3 separate regions of the Mus musculus genome follow, and regions 1 and 3 are each linked to region 2. Evidence: chromatin loops called from intact Hi-C (ENCODE). Cell type or tissue: heart. All regions are shown on one strand.

Evidence for each region. Peaks named below come from ENCODE experiments on the same cell type or tissue, not always from the same donor. Only the 100,000 strongest peaks of a DNase experiment are listed, where the experiment ranks them.
Region 1: it touches region 2 in a loop (2.6-fold over the local background); 5 of 42 quality-filtered maps call a loop at or near these places.
Region 3: a loop joins it to region 2, with 3.0 times the contacts of the local background. A loop is called at or near these places in 5 of 42 quality-filtered maps.

The regions. Positions count from the first base shown.
Region 1 is chr4:62,284,801-62,288,800 of GRCm38, reverse strand. It overlaps Slc31a2 (solute carrier family 31, member 2), which reads right to left and starts at 2,372. Exons shown (of 4, transcript NM_025286.3): 1 at 2,227-2,372. The coding sequence starts at 2,232. In heart, a CTCF peak has its summit at 2,475; DNase peaks (open chromatin) are centred at 1,670 and 2,270; H3K4me3 peaks cover 1,963 bases; H3K27ac peaks cover 1,608 bases.
Region 2 is chr4:62,405,629-62,409,628 of GRCm38, reverse strand. Cdc26 (cell division cycle 26) reads left to right here and starts at 1,004. Exons shown (of 4, transcript NM_139291.4): 1 at 1,004-1,077. Prpf4 (pre-mRNA processing factor 4) reads right to left here and starts at 846. Exons shown (of 14, transcript NM_027297.3): 1 at 728-846; 2 at 1-54. The coding sequence starts at 754. In heart, a CTCF peak has its summit at 1,807 (motif pointing left); DNase peaks (open chromatin) are centred at 908, 1,778 and 3,398; H3K4me3 peaks cover 2,217 bases; H3K27ac peaks cover 2,120 bases.
Region 3 is chr4:62,206,452-62,210,451 of GRCm38, reverse strand. It overlaps Zfp37 (zinc finger protein 37), which reads left to right and starts at 1,906. Exons shown (of 4, transcript NM_001290351.1): 1 at 1,906-2,123. The coding sequence starts at 2,091. Gm30451 (a long non-coding RNA gene) reads right to left here and starts at 1,528. Exons shown (of 2, transcript XR_390634.1): 1 at 1,487-1,528; 2 at 1,050-1,336. In heart, a CTCF peak has its summit at 2,128; a DNase peak (open chromatin) is centred at 1,931; H3K4me3 peaks cover 2,368 bases; H3K27ac peaks cover 2,414 bases.

The DNA.
Region 1 (4,000 bases), 120 kb after region 2:
TCTGATTGAATAGCACCACCGCACAGCCCTCTGTCTTCCGAGGCCCTGCACAGGCTTGCACCATGTTTAGTTCCCATCCCACCTTCGCTATTGCCAGGTACTTAACTGAGCTTTTGTTTGTAGGCCCATGCACTTAGAGTCCTACAACTTTCCAGCTGACATTCTTAGCTTCAAATGGTAGCATGCGCCATAAGCACTCTGGGTATTTCTGGGGCAGGTGTCTGTAGGGGCATGCCTAGAGAAGCGGTCTGAATCACCCCATCCCCTGTCTACTAGGTACAGGTAGGTACTGGCCCTGTAAATTACGTAAGAGCCTCTATCTGGAGATACGAGTAGTCACTTCAGAATCATGATGACTAGTGAGTGAGTACTTTATCTTCCTAATATGAAAGCAGCACTTGGCAGATATAAATAGCTAAAATAGTACCAAATAGGAAAATAATTTTGAGTTCCACCATCCTGAGGCTCCTCGTTAGAATTCCACATGAATAGTTAATGGCCTGGGGAAAATGCTCACAAAAGAACAATATTGTGAAGCAAACAGGCATAACTCCATGTATACCACAGGTGCCTTCATAGGCCTGCAGGAGAGACCTCCCGCACCATCTCTGCCAGGTGGAGGTTGTGCTCAGCACGCCTTCACCCAGTCTGGCTGGTAAAGCAGTTGGCATGCATGAATGGAATGTCTTTGGTAGCTCATCTGGTCAACTGGGAGTTTCCACAACTCATTTTATTCTATCATTCTTTGGACCCAGGCCAACTACCTCAGAAGAAACAAAACAAAACAAAACAAAAACAAAAAAGCCAACACCCTTTGCATCTACAGGAAAACCTAGACACCTCTCTCAAGCAATCTCTCCTTTTCTTATGCTAGAAATGTGCAGGCTGAGACCAAGGAGAGAAGGCTGGGGGCATCTGAACCACTTAGCAAGGGAGATGGAAACAGGAGGGGACAGGAGGGGACAGAAGCAGGGAGGAGCAGGGAGGCCCAGTGATGTCCTGGAGACAATGCCACCTGTGGGAGGAGAGGCAGCTGCCTGGGAGAGTTGGGAAGCAGGAACAGGAGGCAGCTGTCAGGACAGACTGCAGGGTGTCCTCACTCATAAGGAATGATTCATTCCACTTCCTACCGAGTTCAAAACTCCTGTTCCCCCTGCCCTTCCTCACTTCTGTATTTTGGCTAAAGAAAAGGATTTGAAATCAGCACACCCAGACTTAGGAAAAGGGACCGCAGCTTTCAGTTGGCAGGTTCTGCGGTGAGGTATGCAAGGGCAGAACCCTATCGAGTTCCCACTGGAGATAAATCTGCCTCTATGGCAGTTTATCGAGGCTTTATGCAGGGCGGCACCTCACAGAGGAGGGACCGTAGCCAAGAAAAGAACCATTCTCAAGACTTGATTTTTTTTTTGTTTTTTGTTTTCCTTTTATTTGTGGTTAAATTTAAAGAAAAGTGCCTTCGTTTTTAACCAGACACCAGAAAAGGATGGAGGCCTGTGTGGTGCTGCTGACTGCCTGGAGACCTTTGTTAAGGGTTTCCCATCCATTTCCTGTACTAATGGATCTGCAGGAGGTGGGACGCCTCTCCACCAAACAGCCTGGCTAGACTTCCTGTCGTACATTCAGACACCTTTGTGACATGAAGAAACAGAGGATTTCCTCAGAGAGCAGAGTCTTGCAAGCTGTCATTCTCTGTCTAAGAGGAACCTCACCAGGAAAACACGTCTGTTGAAAGCCCTACTTTCGGATTCATAGGAAAGATTGGGAGGTGGGGGAGTAACTGGGTCCATGTTAAAGAAACAGTTCCAGGAACCTGCCCAGGACAGGCCGAGCCGGGGGTGGGGGTGGGGGTGGGGGTGGGCGGGGGGAGTGTACTCAGGGGCTGAACCCTGCGGGACCACCCTTGGAGGAAACCTTTCCGGAATGCCCTAAATCTGGTTAGAGCCCGGGAAGGGACCGCGGACAGCTGTCCTTGCTCTCCAACCCACCTGCAGCGTCCCAGCTGGGGCTGGCCTGGCTGTAGTGACTGACTCCTACCTAACAGAGAGGGACAAACTTCCAGAGCCACAGCTAGCTTTTCCTGCCGCGCTCCCCAGCCCTACTCCTGCTGTGACAGCGGCGATGACACATTCCCCCCCACCCCACCCCGGGGTCGAGAGCTGCGAGGATCTCCAGGGTACCGCCCAGCCCGTCCACCTTCGTCCCCTCCGCTGCACAGCGCAGACTCACCGGCATGGTGAGCACACTAGACGGCCGCCCGGGTCGCGTCTGTCCGCTCGCTGCTCGGGACTCAGCCCGGGACTCTACTCAGGACTCTACTTGGGACTCGACTAGGATTGCGGCTGCTACCGCGCCCTGGCCACGCGAGTCACGTGGCCCGGTGAGGTGGCGCGCGGGCGCCTGGGAGTTGTGGTCCTCACTCGCGCGCCACCTCACGGCCCAGGCCACGCCAACCGCGGGGGACCCACGCGCACAACCCCTGAGTTGTGCGACATCTCCGAAATCCCCAGCGGCCCAGGCAACCTGTAATTGACCTTGCCTTGGCAATTAGCATGAAAATGTTTATTACTTTTTGATCAGATATCTCGTTAAGCTTAACACATGTTGAGTGCAAAATTAAAAGGTTCATCCCAGGAACACAAAAACAACAAATTAGGAGTGCATTAAATCAACTACGCCCTAGACGCTCCCTGTCGCCACTTTATCTTCTACAATCTGATGAGCACACAGCAGTGCACAGTTGTAATTTTCTTTCTGTGTACATTCTCACAATGATTACGTTTCTATATTGCACAAGGTTTTCATCTTCCTTGTAGGTAATTTAAAAAATCTTAGTTTATTTGGGCTACATTAACAAACTATAATAGACTGCGGGCTTATAAACCATGGACATTTGTTTCTCACAGTCCCGAAGTCCAAGGTCGGGGCTCAGATTCCATTACACCCCAGGGCTGCTTTCGGCTTACGGACTGCTTTTTTCTCATTCTCCCTCACACGCACTAGGCTGTATTTGTTTTCTTACTAGGTTGATAAACTTTTTCTCTCGTTAGTATTTCCATTGCTTTTTTTTTTTTTTTTTTTTTTTTTTTTTTTTTTTTTGGTGTGTGTGTGTGTGTATTGTCTTTTCATCTCACTGATTTAATTTTATCAGGAATATATATCAAACTTTTAACATTAATTCTTTCCCTAACATCAAGAATCTTTCATATACGTTCTTAAACACACTTGGCAATCCTTTGCCAACCAATCTGCCCATATGTTCCCCTCAAAGAACTCTGACCAAGGGTTAGCTGAGACACTGAGACTGGAGTCGGACATCTCAGCTCAAATCCTGAGTTCTGGAGTATTAGCCATGAGGCCTCAGATAAACAGCTTTATACATCTAAGGCTCAGCTTCCTGATCAGATTTAAAAATAAATATATACTAGAGTCTATGTCACATAGGTGTTGAAAGACTTAGATGAAAACACAGGTTGAATTCTCAGCATTAAACCTGGCAGTGGAGCCTTGTGTGATAAATGGAAGCCATTGTCATGATTAACAGCAAATATTTCCACCCTGTGAGAGAGCCACCTGCAAAAGGTTAAGCTCAGGGTCACACAGAGTTTGGCCAAAGCTAAGGGGAGTTGTACAGCCTCAGAGAAAACATATCTGCAGGACTCACAGGAGGGTAAAAATCTATCTAACCTCAGTGGCTAATGGGCTAGGCCTTTTGAAGCCTCTGGAACCCAAAAGCAATGGAGGGAGTTGGAAATTTGGGGCTACTTTTTATTGCTTTATGCCTCCCACAGTAGCAGCCATGAGTAGGCTCTTGTGCCAATGCATGCCCCTTCCCCCTTATTACCCATGGAAAGATTAGCAACTTAGCCTCATTCATTCGAAGGTTTTCGTTGGCTTTGCCCCAATCTGATGACCTTCACACTTAGTTCTAGCTTCCTTGTGGATATTATGGTTACAGCTTTTAATCCTGTATTCAAGAGCAGCTGGTTACTCATAATCCACC
Region 2 (4,000 bases):
TGGTTTCTTCACAACGGGAGCAACTAAATCGTCAGGCGCTTTGGTTTTGGTTGTCTGTTAAATCAAAGACCCGGACTAAGGTTTAGTTCCAGCAAACCATGCTTCCCAAAAGAATGAAGCTAACGCTGCACTTTCATCTTCTTTCCTCTCAAAACTAGAGGAGAAAGTCGAAACTGACTTTGTGCGAGTTAAGGCTCTTGTTAAGTTTGGCACACAAATACGACCAATCAATTTCTGCCTGAAGTGTCTTGGTTGTTTTGGGGCCCGTTACTTTAATCGACTGGAAAAGCAATCTCCGGTTTTACGAAAATAACTTCTCACTGCTGGGCAGACACTAAAAACAACCTAAACAATCAGGGTGGCTCTAGGTGCACCAAGTCACGATGTGACTGGAATACACATTTCAAATACTTTCAGAGCCGATTACAAGTTGGGAAGCCTCATCATAGTAAGTACGAGTCGGACAGCTTAAGTCAGGACACAACCCGATTCCAAAGCACCGTGTTTTGGAGCAGCCAGAAAGAGTGGTCTCTGCTCAGGACTTAAGTAAGAGCAGTGCAAAGAGAGCTGCAGCACACGAAGACATCAGGAAAAGGCTACTAAGGTCCACACTAGGGTCCCTCAGCTTTCCTCCTCCTCGGCCCAGACCCGTAAGGTAACGGCCCTTTCCCACGGGAACCCCCGGCCTCTCTAGGGCAGGCCTGAGCTTAGATCCAGAGCTCCGTACCGTGGAGGAGGCTCGTGAGGAGGCCATGCCGGGCGGCGGAGACGCGAGGCCCTAGCCAAATCCGCGTTCTACTTTTCAGACCGGGAACCGCGCGCCTAGCAAAGTGGAAGTGCGTCACTGGCCGGAAACGTATCAGAAACGTACTACGTGCGAAGTATCTTGGGAATGGTAGTTGCCAAAGGTCGGCTGGAGTCGAGGGGCGTGGCCTTACAGAGCTACACAACCTCGCGGGAGAAGAGGAGCATGGGAAGAGAGGCGCAGAGCAGCCTGGGAGGTGTAGTTTGGGCTGCGCAGCAATGGAGTCATGGTGGGAGTTGAGGTTCTGGGGAACTGCAGAGGCCTGAAAAGAGGTAGGTTTGCGGATCGCAACCATAATCTGGAACAAAACGAGGGTCTCTGTTATCCTTCGGGAGGCCTTCCGCCATTTCGAAGCTGAGGCCTGTGTTGCCATGGAAATCTCTCCCTAGACTTCTGCAGCCTTGGAGCTGGGAAAGAGGACTGTTGTCCACGACGGAAGTCCTTCGGGGGCCCCTCGTAACTCGGTGGCTACGTAATCAGTTTGGGCTTCAAGAAGATATTAAACTCTAAGACCTTCTAAGGCTAAAATAGAGATGTGGTGGAGGAGCTGCGGCCTAGTTTGTTGTGGGTTTACTTGTCTACAGCCTATTCTTTGTCTGTGTTCTTTGAAATAAAGGGTCCATGAAGGCTCCAGATAAAGAGCATATCAGCAGTAGTAGCTCCAATGAATGTTAGGCCATCAGAGATAAGGTTTTTTTTAAAAAAAAAATCCTTACATGAAAGTTGTGGGGGTTACAAAAATATGCGCGTTTGCCGAGCTGAACAGACTCACTTCCACACTCAAGGCCCTGCCCCGAACAACTCCAATTAGAAGAGCACTTCCTTTTCGAGGACTTACTAATGCCGAGTTACGCGCAACGAGCTTATTCTGTTTTAGTCATCTCAGTCACGGACAAGAGTACAAGCCCGAAAAAAACCAAAAAACATTCTGGTGAGAAAAGGTCGTTCTGGAGCCGTAGTAGTAGAATTAGTAACGTGGCAGGTCGCGAGCCGCCGAGCCGCGCTTTTAACTCGTACTCATTATTGCTCTCTAGTGGTGAGGCTTTCAGAAAGTTCCCTCGCAAGTAGGGAATTATTGTTGTTGTTGTTGTTTTTCTAAGTGTTTCTTCCTTTCCCCCTTGGAGCTGACTTCCATTTCTCTACGTAAGGATCTGGTAGAAAGTAGTATCTGATAGAATAAAGCAGTTTTGAAATGTCACGGGCCAGTGTTTTGATTAGATCACCCCTTGCTGTGCTAAGCCTCCTGAGAGAAGTGTAAATGTTTCCTATACATTGTAGTGTTTTGTTTCGTTCTGGATGCACGCAATAATAATTTCTATGAATGCACACTATAGCAAAACTTTCATGTAGATCACTATCATTTAGCTTTTTATTTTAGTGGTCTAAGTGTAACTTTGTTTTTTTTTTTTTTTTTAAATTATTTATTATATGTAAGTACACTAGCTGTCTTCAGACACTCCAGAAGAGGGCGCCAGATCTTGTTACGGATGGTTGTGAGCCACCATGTGGTTGCTGGGAATTGAACTCAGGACCTCTGGAAGAGCAGTCAATGCTCTTAACCACTGAGCCATCTCTCCAGCCCCTATGTGTAACTTTTATAGAATGCTGATTTAGCTTTTTTTTTGTTTTGTTTTGTTTTTTGTTTTTCTTTTTTTTGCTCAGGCCCCGCTCTCCCTGCTTGCTCCAGCCCAAAGATTTATTTATTTATTATATGTAAGTACACTGTAGCTGTCTTCAGACACACCAGAAGAGGGTGTCAGATCTCATTACGGATGGTTGTGAGCCACTATGTGGTTGCTGGATTTGAACTCAGGATATCTGGAAGAGCAATCAGTGCTCATAACTGCTGAGCCATCTCTCCAGCCCACATTTTTTGTTTTTCAAGAAGGGTTTCTCTGTGTAGCCCTGGCTGTCCTGGAACATGTTCTGTAGACCAGGCTGACCTCAAACTTACAGACATCCTCCTGCCTCTGACTTCAGAGTGCTGGGATTAAAGGTGTGTGTCACTACTGCCCGGCTTCTGATATTAACTAAACTGTTTGCTTCAACTTTATAAAACTGGAATAATTTTTCAAGTTTCCCAAGGTGTCTGTATTAAAATAATACAAAGAATGCGAATGTGGGACGGTTTAGTGGGTAAAGGAACCTGTGCTAAGTGTGATGCCCCACATGGTAGAAGGAGAGAACTGACCCCAGATGTTGTCCTCTGACCGATGCTTGTGAATTGTGTGCTTTCACCAACACCCAATACATAATTAAATAATTTTTTTAAGAGGCAAAAATTTTTAGTTACTAAAGTGAAAAAAAAAAACCCAATAATGGTAGAGTCTAGAACTTAAGAAAAGTTAGTGTAGGGTTGTGGGTCTTGAGTCTGCTCTGCAGCTTGGGGAGGCAGGACACAGGGAGTTTGACTGCACTTACCTCATGCCAGCTCAGGGCTGGTGCTGGGCCATAGGGAAGCCCCAGGACATTGCTGGTGGGAAAGCGGGCAGTCTGAGGCATGGAACAGTGGGAGCTGGTTTGGGGGTCTGCCTGCTTGTGATGAGGCTGGGGTGGTCGGTTCTCAGGCTTTCCAACATCCAGGCCCCGCTGGGAGCCCCAGAAGAGCTGAGAATGGAGTGGGGGAGCAGCTGGCTGGCTGTGTGTGGTGGGGGGAAGGGGAACAATGGCTGGTCACACGGGGAGAGTCCTTGGCTTGACTGCAGGCTTGGGCTTGGGCTTGGTGGGCAGTGGTGGCTGGGAGTGCAGAAAGGCCTTCTACAGGACTAGACAGTGGCTCTATAGTCGAAGGCCTTCTCCATGGCTCCCCATGGTGGATCCCGATGAAAAGAGGCAGTCCATAGTAGTAAGGCATTTATTGTCATAGAGGAAAGTGGATGTATAAAATCATGCCCCCACTTCTCAGGGTGGGCCTGAGGTTAAATACATTTTGCAGGGAGGAGTGTCTGGGAAGGAAAGCTTATTGCTTATGCCCTCCAGGCCTTTAGGCAACTCATTAGAATGGAGATCTGGCTTGATCCTATGGTGGTCACGTTTCTTTTCCTCTTGTCTTGGTCTGAGATGTTAGTGATGCCTCATCTATGTTGGGGGTGGGGGGCTTGGGGCATTGCCCTTACATGACTGATGGCCACAAATCTATGGGGGACTGCAGTTAGTGACAGGGGCCTGGTGCCTGGGAGCAGGCGAAGGTCCTAC
Region 3 (4,000 bases), 200 kb after region 2:
AACAAACCAATGAAGTCAAAGCAGCTGGCTGCAGGTGGTCTAGCCTCTCAGACTGCCTCAGTAAGGCATGCTCTTTCCTGGACAGCAAACGAAACAACCAACTCTCCCAGGACTTGGCCAACATCCCAATTTTCATCCAAAGATGCCATTGCCATCAGACAGCAAGAAACACAATGCCCTCATTCCCAAGAGGTGGGGTAGGTAGTTATTGGTATTTCGGTGGATTTAGGGTGCTGCCTACAGGTTGCTATTGGTAGTGGTCAGGGAAGAAACAAAGCAAAGTTTAGATTTGAGGATCTCTCTTCCCCTCACCCCTCGCTCCTCATTTATCATTTCTCTCCTGGAGGGGAGGGGGGAAGGCAGGGTGGGGGGGTTGCGGGGGGAGGAAGGTGAGAAAGGTTAAAGAAAGTGTTGGAGGTTGGTCTGGTGCTATGTATACAAACTCTAAGTTCCTTGCTTTTTTGCTTCTGCAGTTCTGTTTCTGGCTAACTGTTCTTGTTAGCTGAAATATGTCAACCCAGAACATGTTTTTTTGTACTTAAAAGCACATCCCGAGGAAGGCTCAGTGTTACACTGGGATCCCAAACACCCAGGGAAGTCACTGGCTAGCTTTTCTGTTGGCTTGAACCCATGTCTGAGCAGTCTTCTCTGGTGGATACCCCATTACCAGAGGCTCAAGAACTGGAGGTGAAACTAAGGGAGACAAGCAGACGGGGTGGGGGTGGGGGCGGGGGCGGGGGCGGCATGCAAAACAGGTTTGTTTGTTTTTAATTTGGGCTTTGGGCTTTAGCTCAGTACAGAGTAGTTAGTTGCCTAGTAAGCACAAGGCCCTAGGTTCTGTTTTCAGAAGGGGACTTCAGGAAAAACAGCAACAGCTTAAAATGTTAGTGCCTGTGAGAAGGCTCGGAGTGTAAATAGCAACCATTGTGGTAGGTAAGTCTGGAGAACGGAGTGAAGTCCCTGGATCCCCATAAAGAGAGAACTAACTCTTATATTTATACTCTGGCCCCCACAAATCAGTTCTGTTCTTTCTCCCGCTGTACATTGAATAAAGCTATAAAAACCCTTATTTTATTTTGCCCTTTTGAGACAAGTGCTTTGGATAGCTCACGCTAACCTCAAGTTCACTCTATATAACAAGGCTAGTCTTGAAAACACTGCCCCTGCTTCCTGCGTAATGGGATTGCAGGCAGTCTCCTCACTGGATCCATTTTCCAATAGGGGTGTTGAGTCAATCAATGAGAAACCACGCATTTGCAGTAATCTCACCATCTCTGCCCTACTGCGAATCCAAACTGAGGAGGGGGATGAAGGTTGTGTAGTCCTGTTCTTCATCCTGCACATGGATTGTACATATTTACATATCAAAAATTCTACATAAAAACTGTTGAGTAAACGCAATGAGCTTGTTAAGTAGTGCACTGAGAAGTCATTTTAACAGCTGTGCAGTTCTGAGGAAATGTCTTCACCAGTGCTGGGCTCTCACCAGGAGTGCCGTGTTCGCTGTCGGCCTCTTCCCTCCCCTCTCCATTATAACAGTAATCCAAAGAATTTTTGCTATGTCTTAGCGATAAATGTCTTCTCTCTGTAAGTCAACGTTACTAGTCTAGACCAGCTTTTCTGGTTTCTTTCTCTTTCTGGATTCCTCATCCTGCTTCCCGGGTTTCCCCGGCAACCGCAACTGGAAAACCCTTTGGAAAAGTAATTCCGAATTCTGTAACAGAACCCCCGAGGCGAGGCCTCCCCGCGCCTCCCGAATTTAGGTCTGGGGTGCGTGTCCCGCGCAGCAGCTCCTCTGAGCACTTCCTGCCTGGGACACGTCGCAGCTCCGGGAACCAGGACTCACGAATCGCCAGCCCTGCCGGCACAGTGATCCCAGAGGCGCCCGCGCCTCCGTTGTACGGCGGGGTCCATGCCAAGATGGCCGCGCCCACAAGCAATCTCCGCAGGTCTCCGCCATCGAAGCCCCCGGACCCTCTGAAGCGGTGCCCGGGGTGGCCGCCATATCGGCCTCTGACTCCATCGAGGACCTGACAAAGCCAGAGGCGCTGGATCGGAGGAGTGCGGACAAAGCCAGGCGTCCGGAGGAGATGGCTACATCCGAGCCTGCGGAAAGCGATGCGGTGAGGGCGGTAAGGGCTTGGGGTTGGTTTGGTTGTCGGTGATTGGAGGGTGACTGGAGTCCTAGTGGACGAGATTTGAGAATCTGTGGCGTTGTTGTTGAATAGTCTTTTGGGAAGGCCGGTGTTCTAAGGGACCAAGGTATTGGGGTATTATGGGCATATGGAGTATTAAGTGCCCGTGATATTGGGGGCATATGGAGTTGGGGATTGCTGTAACTTTCGGAAATCAGTATTTTGACGGATCTGTCTAGGTAAGTGATGCTTGGGAGCGGGGAGGCATCTGTAATAGTCACAGTGACTGAGTCTGGGTCTGGAAAGCTAGCAAGATCTGAAATGAGGGCTTTGTGATGTATTACAGACGGGAAGCCCTACAAGGATTAGAATTTGAACTGCTTGGGAGCTGGTGTTTTAGGTAACTGGGGATTACAGGCTGCACTGTGGGAGGGGCAGTATTGAGATTTGGAGAACTGGTTCATTTGGAATATGTGGGGATTAGAATTTGAGCCCTTGGGGTCAGTAATGGTGGCATTTCTGGAAGTCTAATAAGCAATGTCTTTAAGAGTCCTCGTTTTGTGTGCTATGACTGGCAGTGAGGGGGGAACCTGGAGGCTAATGAGCAGATGACAGTTGGTGGAATACAAGAAGTCTTATATTGAAGTGCCTATTTGGATGGCAGATTGTCATCTAGGGAGAAAGGGTATCAGTAGTCCTAACTGTCCCTTTAGTGATGGGGTTCTTGGTAGGAATTAATAATAATTATTATGATTCTGTGACTAGGACTCTGAGGCCAAGGCTTTGTGAGTTTTCAGGGTTTTATGATAGAAGGTTCTGTAAGGTCACTGGAGTTGAGTGGAGGTTAGTGACTGTTCTGTGAAGAATGGTAATTGGGAACTTCTATGTAGAGGAGGTTTAGGAAGGTTAGTGACTGAGGGATATTTGAGTGTCAATGGTTAGAAAATTGTAAAACAGAGTATAAGATGAACACCTATTTTATGCCAGAGAATTTTAAGTAGCAACATATAGGGCCAGTCTCTTTTTAAAAATAATTTATTTAATTTTATCGTATGTGCATTGGTGTGATGGTGTCGGATCCCTTGAAACTGGGGTTACAGACTGCCATGTGGGTGGGAATTGAACCCAGGTCCTCTGGAAGAGCAGCCAGTGCTCTTAACAACTGAGACATCTCTTCACCCAACTTCGCTCTCTCTCTCTCCTCTCTCTCTCTCCTCTCTTTCTCTCTCTCTCCCCTCCCCCTTCCCCACCTCCGAGTCTGCCTTTTAAATTTGAGAAACAGAAAAGAGACAATAAAATGTAAATATCCGTGTAAGTAAGATAATTCCAGGCAAAGGTAACTGCTATGAAGAAAGTAACAGAGGATGATGTGGTAGAGAGTAAAGCTTGGAAGTGTTTGTTTCTCAAGTTAATCTTTAAAGCAGGGGCTGGTTAAGAGCACTGACTGCTCTTCCAGAGGTCCTGAGTTCAATTCCCAGCAACCACATGGTAGCTCACAACTATCTGTAATGGGATCTGATGCCGTCTTCTGGTGTGTCTGAAGAGAGCAACAGTGTACTCATATACATAAAATAAATCAATCTTTAAACAAAACAAAACAAAACAGAAATGTAAATAAAATTTAAAAATAATCTTTAAAGAAATGGCAGTTGATTTGAACACAATGATAGGCTGTGGTTAATGCAGAGATCCAAAAATATTCAAAGAAGAATGTCAATTGCTAAAGCCTTAAGATAGACATTAGCTTCCTGTTATAGTAAAAGAAAAAAAATTGTGGCTGGAACACGCACAGAGGAAGTAGAAAAATAGGATATCAGTGGTAGAAGCTTCTAGATCATGTAAGATCATATTGGCTATGTTAGATG